Linked DNA regions of Mus musculus: region 2 is linked to region 1. The links are chromatin loops, found by intact Hi-C in ENCODE. Cell type or tissue: left cerebral cortex. All regions are shown on one strand.

Region 1 (8,000 bases):
CAATCCATCCTGCTGCGGATCCATCCTTTATCTTTATTCTGTTAGACATTTGAGTGCTGAGACCTACAGGTCGGCTTCCTTAGTCCTGCTAAGAGGTACCTGCCTGCATAGAGGCACCATTTGTTTTAAGGGGCAGCTTTACCAGGTCTGCCTGCCTTCCACACAGAAAGCAGGTATATAAAATGTTGACTAAAAGAATGCCAAGAGAGCAAACAGTTTGAACTGGTAATGGGTTCTCCATGGTTTTGTTTATGATGCCAAGCTAAAAGCCTGGGGCGAGAAAGAAATATTTATGTTTCTGTGTATTTGGGTGCCAGCAGGGTTGTGGAAATTCCGGGACAAGCTTTTTGGTCAGTGTCTCCAACTCTCCTCCATGGGCTGCTCTTAAGCCCCTGATCCATTTCCTGTTTGATTATGTGTTTGCAGGCTCAGTGTCAGGCCAGGAATTGGAGGTGTCCGGTCTCGAGTTGGAATCCAGCATAGTCTTGTTAACCAGCCAGCTCGCACAGCCACCTTCCAGCAGAGATTTGACGCCCGACAGAAGATTGGGCTCTCAGATGCTCGGCTCAAGCTGGGTGTCAAAGATGCCCGGGAAAAGCTTTTGCAGAAAGACGCCCGGTTTCGGATCAAAGGGAAAGTACAGGATGCCAGGGAGATGCTGAACTCACGAAAGCAGCAGGGCACTGTGCCCCAGAAGCCCCGCCAGGTGGCTGATGCCCGGGAGAAGATCAGCTTGAAGAGGAGATCCCCTGCTGCGTTCACAAGCCCGCCCATTGGGACTGTAACCCCAGCTCTGAAGCTCACCAAAACTATCCAGGTAGGTTGTGGCTCCCCTCCAGCGTCTCCAGAAACCTGGGGAGAAGGCTAGAAGTATGCAGGGAAATTTGGGGAATGGCAAAATGCAGTTTGTTCCAGATGTTGGTCCAGCACATTCCGACTTCAGAAAGGCATTTCGGACAGTCTGTGGAGCACGGGGTGTTGTCTTTCAAAGAAGAGGTCCAAAAGAATGAACTGACTTTGCAAAGTGAGACCAAAGTAGAGAAAAATGTAGTGTTACTACTTCAGTTTTATAAAAGAGAGTAAGAAATGGGAAGTAATGCATTTGACATTACTCAGTCAGCCAGTCAGTCGCAGGACCAGGGTCGGAGCCCAGGAGATCTGACTGCTTGTGCAGTGCCCTGGCCACCCCAGACAACCACCACTCAGGAGGAAAGGAAACTGCAAAGCTAACTGTGTAAGTTTTGTTCACTGAGCCAAGTTCATTGAGCTCTTCAGGTCCGTTACTGCATGACCTTTGCTGATAGCTGTTTACACCAAAGTATTTTAAATTCGTTGACCTACGTAGCGTGCACATGAACCCTCTGGGATGGATTGTGACTACTGGATGTTCCTAGGTTCCACAGCAAAAGGCCATGGTGCCACTTCATGCCCATCCTGCTGGAATGAGGATCAATGTTGTCAATAACCACCAGGCTAAACAGGTAGAATGAGTGTGTCTGGTACCCACGTGGGGGTCTGTATGCATGCATTTTGCTTGACGAGATCTGTTAGGGTAGATCGGCTGAGGACTGGCCTGAGGCTCCTATTTCAAAGTACCAGAAGGTTTTCACCTTGGAATTTGTGAGCTTTAAGAAGAAATTTGTGCCGGGCTTGGTGGCACATGCCTTTAATCCCAGCACTCAGGAGGCAGAGGCAGGCAGATTTCTGAGTTCCAGGACAGCCAGGGCTATACAGAGAAACCCTGTCTCGGGAAAAAAAAAGAAGAAGAAGAAGAAGAAATTTGTGCTAGCTGTGATGACGCACACACTTAATCCTAGAGCTTGGGGAGCAGAGGCAGGTGATGCTCTATGAGTCTGAGACCAGCCTGATCTACATAGTGAGATGCTACTGCAGAAAAAGAAGCAGAGGCCCTTTAGAAGACATGATGATGGTTCATACGTGTAAGCTCAGTACTTGGAAGTTGGCTCAGAGCTCATTCATTTGAGACCTACCTAGGCCATATAGTGATTTCAGGACCGCCTGGGCTACAGAAAGAGACCTTGTTTTAAAAAAAGAAACTTCTTAATCCAGGCATGGTGTATGTATAATCAGGGAGGCAGAGCCAGGAGGGTCACAATGTCTACAACAGCCTCAGCTACATACATAGGGAGACCTTGTCTCCAAAAAGAAACTTTTTTAAAAAAAGATTTATTTATTTTATATATGTGAGTACACTGTCACAGATCCCATTACAGATGGTTGTGAGCCACCATGTGCTTGCTGGGACTTGAACTCAGAACCTCTGGAAGAGCAGTCAGTGCTTTTAACCGCTGAGCCATCTCTCATGTAGTCAGGCTGGTTTCTAGTTCATTATGAACATCATTCGATATTCCTGCCTCCACCTTCCTGGTACGTTGTGTTGCCGATGAAACCAGAGCTTTGTGTTTTACCGTCTAAGCAGCTACTCCAGCCTCTGAGAGGAAACTTGTTGTTGAGAGAGGAGAGGCATAAAGGGCAGTAGAAGACAGGAAAATCAAATAGTGATTTATAAACACTGCATGTGTCTAATGGGGAAAACACCCTCATGTGCCTGTCCACCAAGCAGGCACTACTGAAACTCTGCTGGAGCTTCCTGTGCTGGGAATGTGCTGGGCCTTCCGGTCCTGGACGAGTACTGGACCACTGACCCACTCCTCCAGTCTTCCTGGTTTTTCCTTTGTTGCTGCTACTCTTTGTTTAATACCTTGGTAGGATTGAGAGTATATTCTCACCCAATTTTTTAATGTTCCTTTTTTTTTTCTTAAGAATTTGTTTCAAATTTATAGTAACATGTTTAGCAACTGGCTAATCTTCTGAGTTGACATTTTTCCTTCCAGAAATACTATACTGTGAACATCTTTGGGATAAAACTCTTTTGTAGGGTTTAGGTTTACTCCAACAGACCAGACTGTGGGATGACTTTCTAAGCCAATTGATACAGTCTTGTACTTCACAGCGACATTGTACTCAGTGATAGACTGTCTACAGAGGCATATACCAGACTAGCTATGCAAAGCTCTATTATCTTATCATCTAGGTTTGTGTACGTAGTATAAGTATACTTTGTTATCTATTCACAATGACTTCCTTCCTCAGACTATGTCTCTGACTGAATATAAAATGTTGTAGAGTTTCTGGATATACATTTGCTACTTATAAAAAGGTATTTCTGGCCATATGCTTGGGAGGCTGGGGACAGGAGGATTTAGTTTCAGGCCAGCTGGGCTACATGGATGTTTTACCAAAAAGGAATTTCTGAGCTCCTGTACATAGAAGTAGTTTTTAGCAGGTGTTATTGGTCTGTGGTAGGAGTCCCCGTGAAGCCTTTGGTCACACGTCTCTCGACCCCTGTACTCGTGTGTCGCACTCCTTCCTACGTCCTTGTTCATTTAGCAGCCATTGCTCTGCTCTTGGTTGAGATGTGTGTTGAGGGCCTGCATGCTGTCTTAGCATTTATCCAGCTGATGGATTTGTTTATTTCCGGGTGCTAGGGATCACTGAGCAATATTCCCTAGCCCAGCTACTGTTTGTTTCCTCTCAGAACTTGTATGACCTGGATGAAGATGATGACATTGTGGTGCCTGTCCCTCCCAAGCAGATGAAGTTTGCAGCCACGGGCAGCCTTGTTCACCACATGGTATGCCGATTTTTTTCTTTCTCTTGCTGCATCAGATTAAGTGGACGGATGGGTGAGGTTGTGGACAGGCCTCTCATTAATTTGGGCTATAAGCTTTTTAGAGCTGTAACTAGCCAGCTCCTTGATTTAACATTGCTAATACTGGGGTGTCAAGGTCCTATGCAGTGACAATGAAGAGCTGCAGTCCCAGGGGCTGGTTTGAATCACTTGAAGGAAATTGTGTCTTAGTCCATTTTCTGCTACTGTAACAGTACAGCAGCTAGGTAAACTGTAAGCAGTGTAAGTTTACCAGGAAGTCAAGAAAGTTGGCTGCATCAGTTAAGGGTCTTGTCAGACATCATGCAGAGAAGTGAGAAAGCTGAGTCTGGGAGCCTGAGGAAGCTCCTGCTGCAGACTCAGCTCTGGCCAGGATCCCAACGGTAATGCAATCTCCTGGGTACTGAATAAGGCCTGACAGTGCTCGTGACGTTGAATGATGCCAGCTCATTTACTTACAGTAAGGAGACGATTTGGGTCTCCCTGTCTATGCTGGCTTAGTCCATTGCTTATTCCAGGTGGGAAAACAGTGCTTAAAGTAATTCATTTACGATCGCTGCTGCTTCTCAATGGCATGGGTTTCTTCTTACGATAAGGAGGCAGCACATAGAGGGTAGATGAACCTGTTCAACATTACCCAGCTTGTACATGGAGTTGTACCCAAGTAGTACATGGAGTTGTTGAGCTAGATCAGCATGGCTCCCAGGACATTGTCCTGGCTCTTGAGACACAGGAAGTGGCTTGAGAGAGTGGAGTTTGCCATGGGGAAGATGCTTCAGCCAGAGTAGCAGAAGTATGGTGAAGTGACCCTGCTGCGTTCTCTCTACTTCTCTGGCTATGGCATCCCTCCTTTCTTCCTGTTCAGTTGACAGCAAACCTAAGTCAGCAAAACCACTGCTGCTTTAGTTCCCGCGTCTTTCTAGACAAGTCAGTATGAGGAGTTTGTTTCCAAGGGACCAGACCCTCAGCTCTGGAGGGGCTGATTCTGAGGTCTGTGTGTGCTAGGCTTCTTACAGGAAGCTGGAGCTACAGAGGCTCACTGTTCATGACCTTGCCAGGTCAGAGACCAAAAGCTAGGAGTTCTGTGTCTTCCTAAGAGTTCCTCGGGTCTGGAGAGATGGCTCAAAGGTTAAGACCACTGACTGCTCTTCGAAAGGACCTGGGTTCAGTTCTCAGCAACCGTATGACAGCTCACATCCATTTGTGACCCCAGTTCCAGGAGATCTGACAGATATAGCTACAAACAAAACACCAATGCACAGAAAAGAAAAATTAATCATTAAAAAAGAAAATACAAAGAGTTTTGTGTTCAGTCATCTGCCAGCTGATAGCCCTTCCATGGCGTTAGACACTTGTGGAGCAGTGAGCTTGACCTCAGGCTTTTGGCCTTTGACCAGCTGTAAATGAGCCTGTGGCTGTTGAGTCTCAGGTCACATCCATGATGACAAGTCAAGCAGGAACAGTTTATTTGCCGCAGGCTGATCAATTAGAGAAGTGGCCAGACCCTCAGCAGGTAGCACACAGGCCTTTTAAGCCATAAAACTGAAGCAGGAAAAAAGGGCAGTAGGGACAACTTGACCTTTATGATGATTGGTTGTATCTATGTCAGCAAGTAACTAATTGGTCCTGGCTAACTCCAGGTTTATCTGGGAAGGGTGGGTGGGTGGGGTCCGGGACAAGTTATTTACTAAAACTAAGTAAGGCAGGGGGCGAATGGAGGAGGGAAGGGTGGAGTTACCTTGGTCCTTTCTTGGCTGTCTGTATGAAATTCTCTTGCTCTCCCTAGTAGTGGCATTGCTGGCTAGTGTACTGGCCGCCTTACCCTAAGTGCTTGGACTGAGGCTTTGGGGGTCTAGCATTTGCTTGTTTTTAGCTCGTCACACAGTGGCCTGTATCACTGGTCTCTCAGACTCTTCTTCCTGTTTGTGCAGACTGGACTGAGCAGTTCCAAGCTGTCCATGTCCAAGGCCCTCCCTCTCACAAAAGTGGTCCAGAATGATGCCTACACCGCTCCTGTTCTCCCCTCCTCTGTTCGAACCAAAGCCTTGACCAGCATGTCCCGGACGCTGGTGAACAAGGAGGAGCCTCCCAAAGAGCTGCCGCCTGCTGAGGTAAGGGGAAAGCTACAGCTACGTGTTGGCCTGTGTTGGGTGTCAGTGTACCCTAGAGGGTCTTCAGAACACTCTATGACGTGGATGTTACCTCCCCTTTCTGCAATGAATAAACCAGCGAGCTTGCTGATCTTCGGTGAGCTTGCTGGGCAGTGAGGACCCTGGTAGAGAGAGCACACTACATGGCATGAGGGTCCCAGGAGAGAGTACTGAGAACCAGGAGGAGATGGTGTCTTGGGTCTCTCAGGAATTTAAGCCTACACCATTTGTTCTGACTGGGTCTAGAAGCAAGGAAAGCATTCTGTGCGGAAGCTTGGGGTGAAGGGTCTGGATCCCCTAAGAAAGGAGCAGGAGTCTCCTGGCCTGCACTGTCCAGGGTGTGATGGATGCACTCCGAATGGGTTTCTGCTGTGCCTTCCTGGCCAGTTGTCTGGGGTGAGTTTTGTGGGGTGCGTGCTACTTTCTGACTCTGTTCGTGCTTGTCGCTGGCAGCCTGTGCTTAGCCCCTTGGAAGGCACCAAGATGACCGTGAATAATCTGCACCCCCGAGTCACAGAGGAGGACATAGTTGTAAGTACCGTCATGGGCACCTGACCTTTTAGTCACAGGCTGCTTCTGTGGGATAAGTTCCTAGGACCATGGCAGGTCATGATTTGCTGGAACTCAAAGGATGCTCATGTTCAGGGTAGGGCTTTTGGTTTGGTTTGGTTTTGGTTTGGTTTTTCCAGACACTGTTTCTCTGTGTAACTGGCTACCCTGGACTCACTTTGTAGATCTGGCTGGCCCTGAACTCACAGACCTCCGCCTGCCTCACTACTCCCAGCTCAGGTTTAAGTTCTGATTTGCTACTCTCATCCATTTTCACGTGGTATACTCTCTGTGGCCTCTGCCTCCCCTGTCACAAAGATGTGGTGACTACATATGAAGACCACATGTACAGAGCACTCCTTCAAAGATGAGTTCAGTTGAAGCCGGGTGTGTAGTTCACACTTGTACTTAATGCCATACTTCATCCCAAAGGCTGTGGCAGGAAGCCAGCTAGGAGGGGACACAGCCTGAGAGCAGAAGGCAACACCCATTGGCCACCTGTCTCTTATTTGCTAGGATTCTCCTGATTTTAGTGCTCAGTCTCATGCCATGTCCTGGGAACCCCTTCATCAGGCAACCTTGACTGTCAGTCATCCAGAGTAGGACACCAGCATCCATAGTTGCAAGTCTCCCTCTCCATGATGCACTAGCCACTGCCTTTCCCCGTCATTCTGTGGGTCTATCTCAGAGGTCTCTGAAAACCTTTTGATAAGCCTGGACCCAGTTCTAGCACAGAGCTCTGACAGTCCATAAGTATTATCACTGTGGAACTGCACAGGGAGAACTTGGGGCAGGGCACTTTGTGGGCGGTCCCTTGTACTGCAGGTGAAGAAGACCTGCAGCCAAGGACCCACCCTGAAACCCTGGGTGTGCCGCTGCAGTGCAGTCTTTGGAGAGTGAGCGGCAAGTGGTCTGCATGTCCCTCCCAACCTCACGTGTCCTTTGCAGGAGCTTTTCTGTGTGTGTGGCGCTCTCAAGCGGGCTCGACTGGTCCATCCTGGGGTAGCAGAAGTTGTCTTCGTGAAGAAGGATGACGCCATCACTGCTTATAAGAAGTACAATAACCGATGTCTGGATGGTAGGTTAGGGGAGGCTACCATCACGCTCCCCTCTGTTTTAAAGCAGTGAGCTTTTGGGGTAAACTATCCTCAACATTGGTACAAAGACGTCTTGGGGAACTCACCCTACTAGGGCTTCTGGATACCAGGAAGAGGCAGTGCTGTGCACTCTCTGAGTAGTGTGTCTCAGTGGATGAGTCTCTTAAAGGGTCTGGTTGGGAAAGCCGATTGCCATAGCTCTCCCTTCACATGTGGGCGGGCTTGCGGTCTCAGAGGCCGGGAGTCTTGGCTTCTGGGGAAGATCTACCAGTGAATACACAGCTTCTTATTTAATCTCAAGCTCCACAGTTGGGAGCCCTGGGCCATGCTCCTTTTTCGCTTGCTCATTATGAGTGTGCTGTGGGCCTGCTGAGGACCAGGGCTCTGTACTAGAAGCAAGGAAGGAGAGAAAAGCAAAGATGGTTTACATTCCCCTGTTGGCTGGTGGTGTTGACCATGTTTTGTGTGCTTACCTGCTGAATGCGTCTGCTAGAGAAATGTCTATTCTTTGCT
Region 2 (8,000 bases), 860 kb after region 1:
CTGTGTGGGGGGAGGGGACTGACTAATGTGTCAGCGCACAGGTCTCTTACTGGTTGTAGGTGGTCTGGTACCCGAGCTCGAGCTCGGAGTTCATGCTGTGCGTGTGTGTGCGTGCCCTGCTGTGCCCCAGCGGAGGCTTTCCCTAAGCATCTGGGTCTCCATACCTCCCCAAGCTTCTCTGTGGGCTTTTGCCCGAGACTATGCTTCCAAGTGTGTGCCACCGGGTGTGCGTGCGTCCATGCATATGTCACACTGCACGTGGGGTCCTCAGCACAGCAAACCCTCCCTTTGGTAGGGCTTGGGGCCGCAGCCTCCTCCAGGCCGATGCCAAGCGCCCAGGCGACAGCCCTACCTTTGGACATGAATCCTCCTTTGTCTCGGGTCCTCCGGGAGATGCTCAGGGCGCGGGGCTGCAAGGCTGAGCCGGGCGCGGGCTCTCCCTGGGCCAAGCGGCCCCTGCAGCCGGGCCTCGCCCCTCGGCGCCGTACCGCCTACCCGCCCGACCCGCCACCCGGCCGCGCCGCCCCTGCGCCCCGCGCCCGCCCGGGACCTCGCCTCCGCTCGCTCGGCGCCGCGCCGCCCCTGCCCGCGCGCACCGATGCCGCCGCTGCCACCGGCACCACGTGACCCGCGCGCAGGCCAGCCTCGCCGAGGGCCCCTCCCCTTCCCGCAGCTCCCGCGCCAGCACGAGGGAGCGGGTGCCGGAGCTGGGGATGCTCGGCCGGGTAAGGTGCCTGTATCCCAGTCCTTGTCTGTCTCCTTAGAGCCTATCCCTAGCCCCTTACCAGGTCCAGGGCGCAGGAGGCTGGTGGCAGCTGCCGGCGACCGTGCGCGTGCGTGAGTCACGCGGTGATTGGGATATTGCGCTGGATCGCCGCGGTTCTGCCCAGGCGCGGTTGCTGACTGAGCTCCGAATCAAGAGAACTGGGTTCCAGACCCAGCTCCCAGCCTAGGTGCTGAACCCTATAACCCTGAACTTCCCTGAGCCTCTCTTACCCACCCAAAAAGTCTTTGATGCATTGCTAGTTGATCAACCCTGAGAACACAGAACTGAGGATGACCAAACCTCCTTGACCTTAAAGCTTATGGATGTTAATAGAGAAAACAGAAAGTTGGTTCGCACGGGTGCTAGGGCATCATGGAGATATAATGGAAGATTTGGGACAGGTGAGGGCCAATGGAAAGGCAAATGGAGAAGAGAGGAAAAGAATAAAGGGGCGTTTTCCGTGAAGGGCAACGCGGGCAGGGAAGCCCGGAGTGGGTAGAGCGCTGTGTGTAAGAGAACACTCAAAACGTGAACCTGGTCTGAGGCAAGAAAGATGGCAGACAAGGGTTGCCCCATCTAAGAGAGTGGAGAGGCAGGCTGCACAGTGGGGTTAGGGGTGGGGATAGTGAGACTTTTTTTTACCTTCTGCCATCAAATAACTAAGTGCCTGTCGCAGCTTTGTAGAGGAGGGAAGAAGCAGAAGTATACATAGTAGCGACAGCTGCGAGGTGTGGCTGTGCACGCCTTTAATCCCCAGCAGAGGTTAGAGCGCTCTGTGGGTTGAAACCAGCCTAATCTACATACATAGTTCCAGGACAGCCAGGGCTGCATAGAAACTATATATGTATATTTGTATGTACAGTTTACACATATATGGTGTTTGAAACCAGCCTAATCTACATAGTTATAGTGAGTTCCAGGACAGCAACATGGTCAAGGACAGAGACGGTACATAAGTCAAATTGGGAATAGACTGAATGGGATGGAGAAGAAAATGAGGAAGACTGGTTACCTGGGAATCCCATCACCATGGTTCCTGCAGCTGAGCAAGATGGGGGAGGGCAGCAGCTGGTTCTAGAAGAAAAGGGCTCCCTGCCTCTGGACATGTCCTGGAGATACCCAGGGGGAGTAGTCCAGCAGAGTTCAGGAGAGAGAGCTGAGCTGAAGCTGGAGAGCTGGGGTTACACCGCAAAGAGTGAAAACGGAGGCCGCATGCACAGTGGGATAGGAGAGGCTCTGACGAGCCGAGGACTCAGCTCACGAATTGGACTGGATATTTCCCAAGCCTTTCTCCTGACCCAGAATCTGAGCTGAGACATCCATAGAATTTCTAGCCCTTGTGCTGACCTGTTTATAGACATGTATAGGATTTACACACACACACACACACACACACACCTCCAACTTTAAAGAGCTGGAGCCAAGACTTCCAGGTAAGGCTGGCTGTGAACGTTATCCTTCCACCTTTACCTCCCAGTCACTGACATTCCTTTTAAGTAGCAATTCTGTGTTTTTGCTCATTAGCCTTTTTTTGCGGGGTGGGTGGGGAGATGTCCAGAGAGGGTTTCTCTGTGTAGCACTAGCCATCCCAGAACCTGCTCTGTAGACCAGGGAGGCCTCGAGCTCAGATAGACTTTCCTTAAAGCTGGAATCATCTACAAATCACCCAATTATCCTGACTTTTTAGAGAACTAAGAAACAAGCATAGAGCCAGGCGTGGTGGTGCATGCCTTTAATCCCAGCACTCAGGAGGCAGAGGCAGGCGGATTTCTAAGTTTGAGGCCAGCCTGGTCTACAAAGTGAGTTCCAGGACAGCCAGGGGTATACAGAGAAACCCTGTCTCAAAAAAAAAAAAAAAGAGGAGGAGGAGGAGGAGGAAGGGGAGGAAGAAGAAGAAGAAGAAGAAGAAGAAGAAGAAGAAGAAGAAGAAGAAGAAGAAGAAGAAGAAGAAGAAGAAGCAGCAGCAGCAGCAGCAGCAGCAGCGGCAGCAGCAAGCATAGATCCTGGTCAAGAAGGGGACTTAGCATATCCTCAGCTGTGAGCCTTCCTCCTGACAGTGTCCTTCAGCCCCTCAACCCCTGCCCCCTTTTCTGCCACCTATTCAATTCTGACCAGAGAGCCCCCACTCTCTTTCATAACCTGGTGAGCTGGATGCATCCCTGCTCACCCACCAGCAGATCTTCCCCCAACCAAGCTCTTGCATTTACCTTTGGGTTCTGGGGCCAGGTCCAGCGAGGTGGGTTCCTTGAGGCTGTCTGTGGAAGCACCCACAGCTCCATGGTCCTGGGCTGGGTCTGTGCTTCTGCTCGGCTTTTGAGGAGAGGTAGCATAGGTAACCGTGTCTCTGATAGTCCCATTGTTGACAGTGTGTGGCTTGGTCTCACTACTGGCTGGGTCTGGGCAGACCAGCACAACTGAATCCATGGCTGTACCTAGTCTGCTTGTCTCCAGTGCAGGAGAATCTGTCATTGTGTCCGGCCTGCCTACGGTGGCTCTGGCCAAAGCTTTGACTGTGTCCAACCTGGTTATGCCCTGCTTGGCCTCATCCGATGTTGGCAAAGCCACGTTTGAGTTCCCCGTGGTCAAAAGCTTGACACTTTCCTGCTTGTCTGATGCTGCAGTTACCAAATTCGGAACCTGGCCTGACTTGGTTGTCACTGCTCTAGCTAAATCCCTGGCTGTGCCTGCTGCAATTGAGTCTGTCACTTTTCCTGACTTGGATACTACAGGTAAGTTGGTGGCCAGGTCCATCCTGGCATCCAGAACAGGAAGCTCTGCGCTTCTGACCAGTCTGGACTGGTTTAGTGTAGGCATATTGATAGCCAATTCCGGTCTGTGGAGAGCCACTGTGCCTATATGTCTGGCTTTATCTAGTTTTGTGCTCACAACAGACACATTTGCAGCCGAGGTAGCCCTTTGGAGGTATGCTCGGGATCTGGGAATACCCCTGGGCCTGCACTTGCCTCTTCCTGGAGAGGCTCTGGAAGGGACTTGTCCCATGGGACCTGGCCCCGGGAGGCTTGACGAACTCTGAATGAACTGAGCTTGGAAAGGTAAAGTCAGGCATGAAGACACCAGAGGTTTATTCCCTGTGGGTGTTCTGCTGGCTTTGGTAAGTTCTGGGTTCCCATGGCCTTCAGAGGAGGTCCTGACCTGTGGCACATGAGCCATGAGTGGCAAACTTGAAGCAGACAGCCTCCCTTCTCTGTGGGTGACAGCCTCCTTGTGCAAACTGGGCAATTCTTCCCAATGAGAAAGTGAGGCATCTAAGGGCCGCGTTTGGACATTCTGGTGTATTGTTAAGGAAATAGAGCTGAGTTTCCTGGGCATAAAGCTATTGGGAGGCATGGAACTCAGGGACCCCGTGGCAGTGCCCTGTTGGGACATACTACAGGCCCTGGATCTAATGCTTGGCTGTTTGGAATTCTCTAGGACACTGCTTTGGGGGAAGGCATCCAAACGCCCAGTCTTCTTGATGACAGGGATGAGGGGGGACACATCTGCAGTGAGCTTTTGGTGGGTGTGGTGCCCCAGCATGTGGCTGTGAGAGAAAGATGTTCTGGGGCCTGGAGCCCTGTGTGGCTGCATCTCCGGAGGAGCAGGTGCGAAGGCGTGGTTCATCCAGGCTGTCCAGCTTTCCCTAAGGCAATCACAAGGGAGGAGGGAGGGACAAGGACAAAGTCTCAGCTCTCAACCAGCAGGTGGCGCTGCCAGCCTGAGGGAACCTAGCGTGAGGGCCTTAGGGGAGTTTGTGTTTTCCTATGGCCCAACAGCTTCCACCTGCTGCAGATTGACACACACCTCATACAGCTGCCCAGTCTGCAGCCACATTATAGGCACTGCCATCAAACAACTTGCCCCTGACATCAGAGAACCCAGCATGGAGTTTAGCTGTCTCTTTTCCCTGGTTCCGGAGGGTGGATGCTCTCCCTGGACAGCTCTGTGGAGGTTACATATGAATTCAAGGACTCTGGAGGAAGGCAATCTTGCCTGTCTCTTGCAGAAACCACCATAGCAATGAAAACAAGAGTCCAGGTATCTGGGTCAGAGACTGTGGGATGTCCAGGTGGCCTGAGAACAGAGTCTGAACCGGGAGTCCCTGCACCCCACTAGGAAAGAGCCCCTGAGCTGGAGTATTGCTGGTGAGAGACATTTGGGGGAAGCCTGAATAGGGTGGATGTCAGCTGAAGGAAACTGTGCCTGGCATCAGGCAGCTCCTAAGGACAGCCCACAGATGAGAAGGGAGAGCCTCCTTTTGAAAGCCCCAGCACAGGACTTCCAGGCTCTGCTTGGCAGAGTAGAGATAAGGCTGAAGGTGAACAGGGTCCAGGAGAGGCTGCAAAGCTGTTCGGGTCCTGCAAGATAACTTGATGCTCGCTGCTCTTAGGAACAACCATTTCAAAGACAGCTTGAAAGGGGAAATGTTGGGAACGGATCTGAGAGTACTGGATCCGTGGGGCGTGACTGAAGGACTCTGAGGTCTGGGCAGTGGGTCAGGGATGAGGTTGGAAAAGGCTGCCTGGGGGCAGGGAGTTGAGAGAAAAGGGGGTCCCCAGCTCGATGATCCAGTGTTGACAGGTGACAGGTTGACAGGTAGTCGAACCATACTCCCCAAGGTGGTCTCCAGGGTCCCCAGGGGGCTGACTGGTGCTGCCTCTGGGACAAAGTTATCTCCATTACTTTCAACACCACAGGCCAAGACTGGCCGGGGGGGGGGGGGGGAGGGCAGGGGAGAGGCGGGGGAGGTGAGGGCTGCCAGTAGAGAGTGGTATCGCATCCGTCTCTCTGAAGTTTGGAACAGGAGAAGCAGGATGCAAGGGGGCTCTTGTTCTGCCTTAAGGGATGGCTTTAGCCTATCATCTCTGGCCATGTATTTCTCTCAACTGTCCAGCCTCTCTGCCTCTTCTCCATTAGGCATATCCCTGCCGCCCTGACCTCTCTTGCCCACTGTTCCCACCACATGCACCTGGGCACACCGTGTTCACCCTTCGCTTAGCCACAGACCCAAGGACCAGAACTCCTGAGGTCACCTTGTTCTTGTGTCACTAGATCCTTGCCTCCTCAGTGAGCCCCGTGTCCTGTGAACACCTTGGTTCTACCCTCCCCACATACCCACACACACACACACACACACACACACACACAAACAGGCAGGCACACCTACCTGGATCAGAAGACAGAAAAGAAGCCGGTGGTTTTCAGTCAAGGAAGCTGACCTCTTGCAGACCCCACCCACTCCTCTGCACCCAGAGGCTAGCCATGTGGCCGGGCTCAGAGACCTCTCTTCTCTGGGTCCTCTCTTGAGCTTTCACTAAGCCTCCTGATCATAGTCCACTAGCTGAGGGCCCAGTTCTCCCCTGACCTGTCCCTCTCGCTGGACTGGGCTCCGGGCAGGGAGGCTCTGGCCTCTTGAGAGTGGGTGGCAGTGAATGGCTGCTCTGAGTCTCTGGAATCCTACAGAGCTATGGGCGTCAGCCAGCTGAGCTGCCCTATACGCGCAGAGCCACCTAGGGAGGGGATGGCACATAACCCATGTGTCCTTGTCTCCAAGACTGGACCCTTGAGAAGTGTCACCAGTAAGAGAGAACTGAGCTACTCCAACGGTGATGTCCCTGTTTGTCTCATGCCCTCCCACTTTCCCTCTGCAACCACCTAAGACTTTGCTGACCCCAGGGCCATCTGTGTCCATGCTCCTGCGGTTGTGCTTCATGTTGGGATTTCTGTGTATACAACTGTACCCTTCAAATCCATTCTCTGAGACCCATCCTGCTTCAGACAGATCCTCTGCTAAGTAAGACTCGGGGTATGAAGCTAGCCAGCCCCGGGCCAGACCTCAAAGAAATCCACAGACCTACCCCAGCTGTCTCTGGTGAGGCAGATCCTCAGCAGCCTGTGGCCACTGGGCTAAGAACCTTTTCCTGGGTTCCCCAGCACCAGGCTGCTCTGTCACATGATAGTATGAGAAGGACCGTGGTGGGAAGAGACGCCATTGGCTGGGTACTTACTCTGTGCCAGGGACTGAGCCAGGCTGGAGAAACTCAGAGTCTTCTGCCAAAGCCAGGCCCGTAAGCAGATGGGCACAGCATCTCAGCCACAGAGTGCAGGCCACAGACGTGCCCTAAACACTCACTCTGAGCCAGGAGCCAAGCCCAACGTTCTCTTGGCATGTCCTCGACCCATCATCTTGCCACTTCCTTTCTGCCATACCCCACAACACTGGGGGCTCTGGCCTGCTTTCCTGTGAGCTGCTCGCCTTGGCGAGTGAGCTTCTGGCCGGCCAATAGAACTTTCTGTGATAATGGAAATGTTCTATGTGTCCACTGTCCAATAAAATAGCCACCAGCCACAGGCGGCTCCCGAGCACTTACCACTATTCTATGATGACCAAGGACCTGGATTTTTTTTTTCAATTTTATTTCATTTGAATGTCCATCTACCATATTGGACAGCAAAGTCCTGAAAGACGCAGATCTTATCCTTCTCTGGGTCCCAGGGCCTAACAAGAATCACTCAGCATGTTTCTCACAGTGACTGAATGATGAACGTGTGGGCCCAGGATCCTCTTCTCTTCTCATCCCATTCTCATCCCTCTGAGCCTTAGGTTGCCATAGCTGGCTATGCCCTGGTTACCAGGCAACCTGCAAGCAATCACAGTGGAGGGGGAGGGGCGCTGTCTGAGTTCTTTCCCCTCCCTACATGTTTTGAGGCCCTGAGAAAAGAAAGAGGTGGCAAAATCAGCCTGGACACCCTGGGGAGCCGGCTCTGTAGGGCCTACACTGCCTTATTACCTCCTGGAGATCAAGCAGCTGGGTGGGGCTGAAGTCAGGGGCCCTGGGTTCTCCTTGCCTGACCACTCATTATAAGACTCCTGTCCAATAGGCCAGGAGGTGGTGGCACACACTTTTAATCCCAGCACTAGGAGGTAGAGGCCGGTATCAGTAAGTTCCAGAACAGCCAGGGCTTTACACAGAAATCCTGTCCCGGAAAAAAACAAGCAAACAAAAAAACCAAACCTAACAACAATAACAAAACCCTCCTAGTTCTCAGCTGTCTTCTCAGTTAGAGATTAGATGCCCTGAAGTGATTTCTTCCAGCCTGAAGATCTAGAATCCACCCCGCCTCCCTCCTTTCAGAGCAAGACCCGCGTCCCATCCATCTCTGTCTTTCGCCTGCTGGTCTGCCTCCTTTCCCTCCAGGGTTGACTGACCATCTCTGAGCAAACCTCTTGTCATTT

What was found. A loop is a pair of places that touch in the nucleus more often than their neighbours do. Peaks named below come from ENCODE experiments on the same cell type or tissue, not always from the same donor. Only the 100,000 strongest peaks of a DNase experiment are listed, where the experiment ranks them.
Region 2: a loop joins it to region 1, with 2.6 times the contacts of the local background. A loop is called at or near these places in 1 of 42 quality-filtered maps.

Annotation. Positions count from the first base shown.
Region 1 is chr15:83,130,949-83,138,948 of GRCm38, reverse strand. Poldip3 (polymerase (DNA-directed), delta interacting protein 3) reads left to right here. Exons shown (of 9, transcript NM_178627.4): 2 at 427-817; 3 at 1,395-1,481; 4 at 3,560-3,655; 5 at 5,623-5,802; 6 at 6,295-6,372; 7 at 7,339-7,468. Among named protein-coding and RNA genes, the nearest start is that of Rrp7a, 12 kb to the right of the region's middle. In left cerebral cortex, no CTCF peak of the experiment used is centred here; DNase peaks (open chromatin) are centred at 3,241 and 4,090.
Region 2 is chr15:82,267,839-82,275,838 of GRCm38, reverse strand. It overlaps Septin3 (septin 3), which reads right to left and starts at 7,037. Exons shown (of 12, transcript NM_001368785.1): 1 at 6,772-7,037; 2 at 2,974-4,406. The coding sequence starts at 4,387. Gm52180 (a long non-coding RNA gene) reads left to right here and starts at 395. Exons shown (of 3, transcript XR_003951511.1): 1 at 395-725; 2 at 3,218-3,495. In left cerebral cortex, a CTCF peak has its summit at 4,462 (motif pointing right); DNase peaks (open chromatin) are centred at 185, 739, 4,446 and 7,412; H3K4me3 peaks cover 1,421 bases; H3K27ac peaks cover 1,184 bases.